Linked DNA regions of Homo sapiens: region 1 is linked to region 2. The links are chromatin loops, found by intact Hi-C in ENCODE. Cell type or tissue: heart left ventricle. All regions are shown on one strand.

The links. Hi-C counts contacts between places; a loop is a spot of excess contacts. Peaks named below come from ENCODE experiments on the same cell type or tissue, not always from the same donor. Only the 100,000 strongest peaks of a DNase experiment are listed, where the experiment ranks them.
Region 1: it touches region 2 in a loop (3.0-fold over the local background); 5 of 110 quality-filtered maps call a loop at or near these places.

What each region holds. Positions count from the first base shown.
Region 1 is chr7:74,388,100-74,390,599 of GRCh38, forward strand. It overlaps CLIP2 (CAP-Gly domain containing linker protein 2), which reads left to right. Exons shown (of 17, transcript NM_003388.5): 13 at 1,004-1,160. Among named protein-coding and RNA genes, the nearest start is that of GTF2IRD1, 65 kb to the right of the region's middle. In heart left ventricle, no CTCF peak of the experiment used is centred here; a DNase peak (open chromatin) is centred at 992.
Region 2 is chr7:74,331,706-74,334,205 of GRCh38, forward strand. All of the region lies in intron 2 of CLIP2 (CAP-Gly domain containing linker protein 2), which reads left to right. Among named protein-coding and RNA genes, the nearest start is that of CLIP2, 44 kb to the left of the region's middle. In heart left ventricle, no CTCF peak of the experiment used is centred here; a DNase peak (open chromatin) is centred at 1,169.

The DNA.
Region 1 (2,500 bases), 56 kb after region 2:
CGGGTAGATCACCTGAGGTCAGGAGTTTCAGACCAGCCTGGCCAACATGATGAAATCCCGTCTCTACTAAAAATACAAAAAAATTAGCTGAGCGTGGTAGCGTGCACCTGTAGTCCCAGCTACTCAGGAGGTTGAGGCAGGAGAGTCACTTGAACCCGGGAGGTAGAGGTTGCAATAAGTCGAGATTGTGCCATGGCACTCCAGCCTGGCAGCGGAGTGAGACTCTATCACACACACACACACAAAAACAATTAGCCAGGCATGGTGGTGGGCACCTGTAATCTCAGCTACTTGGGAGGTTGAGGCAGGAGAATTGCTGCAACCTGGGAGGCGGAGGTTGCAGTGAGCTGAGAACATGCCATTGCACTCCTGGGCCGACAATAGCAAGACTCCGTCTCAAAAAAAAAAAAAAATTTGGCCGGGCACCGCGGCTCACATCTGTATCCCAGCACTTTTGAAGCCAAGTTGGGTGGATTGTTTGAGGTCAGGAGTTCGAGATCAGTCTGGCCAACATGGTGAACCCCATCTCTACTAAATATACAGAAATTAGCCAGGTGTGGTGGCACATGCCTGTAGTCCCAGCTACTTGGGAGGTTGAGGCAGAAGAATTGCTTGAACCCAGGAAGCGGAGGTTGTAGTGAGCCAAGATCGTACCACTGCACTCTAGCCTGGGTGACAGAGTGAGACTTTGTCTCCAAAAAAAAAAAACCGCCAGGTATGATGGTGCACTCCTGTAGTCCCAGCTACTCAGGAGGCTGAGGCAGGAGGATTGCTTGAGCTCAGGAGTTGGAGGCTGCAATGAGCTATAATTGTGCCACTGTACTCCAGTCTGGGTGACAGAGCCAGACCCAATCTCTAAAAAAACCGTCAAAACTATGCAGTGGGGTATGTCACCTTCATCCCCTGGGAGAATCAGCGCCCTGCCCAGGTCTTTGCCCTTGGGTGGGACAGAAGCTCACGTGTTCCCAATCCTCTTCCTCCCTTCCCTGCCGGCTGACCCCAGCGCTGGAGAGCAAGTGTAAGTCAGGCGAGAAGAAGGTGGACGCCCTCCTGAAGGAGAAGCGGCGCCTGGAGGCAGAGCTGGAGACCGTGTCCCGGAAGACCCATGACGCCTCGGGCCAGCTAGTCCTCATCAGCCAGGAGCTGCTGCGGAAGGAGCGGTGAGGCGGCCGTGGGGCCGGCTGGGTCCTCCCTGTGGCCCTGGCCCTTGCTCCTCTTCTTGACATTAGCTCATGTTATCTTGGGGCAGAGAGGGGGATAGAGCTGGTGGGCCAGGTGGCCGATCTCGAGCGATCACCCTGCTCTCCTCTAAGCTCCGATAAAGTCTCCAAAGCCTCTACACTGTTTTCCAAGCAGAGCTTATAGAAAAGAGTAGGGCCAGGCACAGTGGCTCATGCCTGTAATCCCAGCACTTTGGGAGGCTGAGGCAGGAGGATTGAGCCCAGGAGTTCAAGACCAGCCTGGGCAACATAGTGAGACCCCTATCTCTAAAAAAAAAAAAAAAAAAAAAAAAATTAGGCTGGGTGCAGTGGCTCACACCTGTAATCCCAGCACCTTGGGAGGCCGAGGCAGCCGGATCACCTGAGGTCAGGGGTTCAAGACTATCCTGGCCAAAATGGTGAAACCCTGTTTCTACTAAAAATACAGAAATTAGCTGGGTGTAGTGGTGTGTGCCTGTAGTCCCAGCTACTCAGGAGGCTGGGGCATGAGAATTCCTTGAACCCGAGAGGAGGAGGCTGCAGTGAGCTGAGATCATGCCACTGCACTCCAACCTGGGTGACCAGAGCAAGACTCCATCTCAAAAAAATAATAATAATAAAGTTTTTTTTTTTTCTTTTAATTAGCCAAGCCTGGTGGTATGCACCAGTAGTCCTAGCTACTTGGGAGGCTGAGGCAGGATGATCTCTTGAGCCCAGGAGTTCGAGGCTGCAGTCAGCTATGGCATACCACTGCACTCCAGCCGGGGCAATAGAGCAAAACCCTGTCTCTTTAAAAAAAAAAAAGAAAGAAAGAAAGAAAGAAAAGAGAGAGAGAGAGAAAGAAAGAAAGAAAAAGAAAGAAAGAAGAAAGAAAGAAAGAAAGAAAGAAAGAAAGAAAGAAAGAAAGAAAGAAAGAAAGAAAGAAAGGATTAATGCCTCCCCAAAATGTTTGGTCTCAGGGACCCCTTTAAACTCCTAAAAATTATTGAGGATCCCCAAAGAGCTTTTGTTTGTTTATTCTATATTTACCATATTAGAATTAAGACTGAAAAAGTGTAAGATACGAATCCATCTTAAAATAAGAAGCCAGGCCAGGCGTGGTGGCTCACACTTGTAATCCCAGCACTTTAGAAGGCTGAGGCAGGAGGATCACTTGAGCCAAGGACTTTGAGACCAGCCTGGGCAACATGGCAAAACCCCTCTCTACCAAAAACACAAAATTTAGCTGGGCATAGTAGCATACATCTGTAATCCCAGCTACTCAGGAGGCTGAGGTGGGAGGATCACCTTAGGTGGCAAGT
Region 2 (2,500 bases):
TGGGACTTTAGATGCCTGCCACCACACCCAGCTAATTTTGTGTTTTTTAAGTAGAGACGGGGTTTCACCATGTTGGCCAGACTGGTCTTGAACTCCTGAACTCAGGTAATCCACCCGCCTCAGTCTCAAAGTGCTGGGATTACAGGTGTGATCCACCACGCCCAGCCGGGATCAGTTTCATTCTACATCTTCCTGTGTCATTTGAATCATTTACAAGGAGAGTGTATTTGTGTCTTAAAGAAAAAAATGTGGTCACATGTAGGCAGTAGCTAAAGCTGTAGCAGTTGGTAGATTATTGTGGTGGGTGGGGGGCACCATGTAGATCGGGGTCCCCTGCTACTGATCAGAGAAGAAGGTTTGTTGTTGTTGGGGTTTTTTGTTTTTTGGAGATGGAGTTTTGCTCTTTTGCCCAGGCTGGAGTGAAGTGATGCGATCTCGGCTCACTGCAACCTCCGCCCCCCAGGTTCAAGTGATTCTCCTGCCTCAGCCTCTCGAGTAGCTGGGATTACAGGTGCCCGCCACCATGCCAGGCCAATTTTTGTATTTTTAGTAGAGACGAGGTTTCACCATGTTGACCAGGCTGTTCTTGAACTCCTGACATCAGGTGATCTGCTCACCTCAGCCTCCCAAAGTGCTGGGATTCCAGGCATGAGCCACTGTGCCCCGTGTAATTTTTTTCTCAGAGGCAGTGTCTCCCTATTGCCCAGGCTGGATTGCAGTGGTGGGATCATGCCTCACTGCAGCCTAGAATTCTCTTTTTTTTTTTTTTTTTTTTAGAGATGGGGTCTTGCTATGTTGTCCAGGCTGGTCTTCAACTCCTGACCTCAAGTGATCCTCCTGCCCTGGCCTCCCAAAGAGCTGGGATTACAGGCACAAACCACCATGCCCAACCAGGGTGATGAGTTTTAGATAAAGCAGTCAGGAAAGGCTTCTCTGAGGAGGTGAGGGAGCCAGCTCTGTAACTTTCCTGGGGCAAGAGGTCGTGGGAAATACCCACACCCACATCATTCGAGGTGGAGCCCTCCCTCCCGCTCCCCCGGGTACCACATTTTGGGTTCCTTCCTCAGTTACGCACATGGCGTGGCAAGCTGAATTGTAGTTGCTGGCATCCCCACTCCACCCCCTTGCCGGGCCCCGTTTGGCCATGCCTCTTGTCCAGTGTCTGACACAGAGTCTGGCACCTAGTAGGTCCTCAGGAATTGGGGTCCCTCCTGATGAGATTGAGCAGGAAAAGCCAGTCCCCACCTCCACAGGCAGGGCAGGACCCGCGTCCTCGCAGGCGGAGGGGAGAATGCGTCATCTGGGCGCCCTTTTTATCCCCACCGGCTGCAGGACCACGCCACCAGCTGCAGCCACCCTGCACCGTGTCCTTAGGCCCTTGTCATGCTTTGAACTTGAAACTTGCAGTAAATTCCTTTGTGGCTCTTGTCTGGGTGGGAATCACTGTCTGGGGAATAAATCAACTGCATGTAGGAGGTTTATTTTAATTTTTTTTTGAGACAGAGTCTTGCTCTGTCGCCCAGGCTGGAATGCAGTGATGCGATTTCAGCTCACTGAAACCTCCGTCTCCTGGGCTTAAGCGATTCTCCTGCCTCAGCCTCCCAAGTAGCTTGGATCACAGGCACCTGCCACCACGCCCAGCTAATTATGGTATTTTTAGTAGAGATGGGGTTTCACCATGTTGGCCAGGCTGGTCTCAAACTCCTGACCTCAGGTGATCCACCCACCTCGGCCTCCCAAAGTGCTGGGATTACAGGCATGAGCCACCTTGCCCAGCCTATTTTAATTCTTTTGGAGATGAGGTCTCGCTCTGTCGCCCAGGCTGGAGTGCAGTGATGAGATCATGGCTCACTGCAGCCTCCACTCCCTGGGCTCAAGCAATCCTCCTGCCTCAGCCTCCCGAGTAGCTGGGACTACAGGAGCGAGCCACCATGGCTGGCTAATTTTTGTATTTTTTTGTAGAGACAGGGTCTCACTGTGTTACCCAGGCTGGTCTCAAACTCCTGGCCTCAAGCAATCCTCCTGTCTCAGCCTCCCAAAGTGCTGGGATTACAGGCATGAGCCATGGTGCCCAGCCTCATGTGAGGTTTAAGTCTGTGTTGCTGGGCCCAGCTGGAAGTCACTAGTGGCTCTTTGCCTTCGCGGGGGTTTGCTGGGGAACTCAGAGGGCAGTGAGGCCCAGGCTGTGCCCACAGGGAGCTCCCAAACAGCTTGCCTTTGGCCTGCGAGGATATGGACCGAGGAAGCTCCTGTTAACCAGGTTTCAAAAACTCCATCGTATATACATTGGCTCCCCTGGGAGGAGACGTAGGACATGGAGAATGTCAGCGCTGGAAAGGACCTTAGCTATTTCTGACCTAGTCCTTTGTTATGTCATGGAGAAACTGAGGCACACATCTGGGAAGGCCAGACTTGGCTCGCCCTGGCCAAGCCAGTATGTCACTGATGACTCCCTGGAGGGATAGGGAATTTCCCATGGTTTCTCAACTGCAGGAAGCTG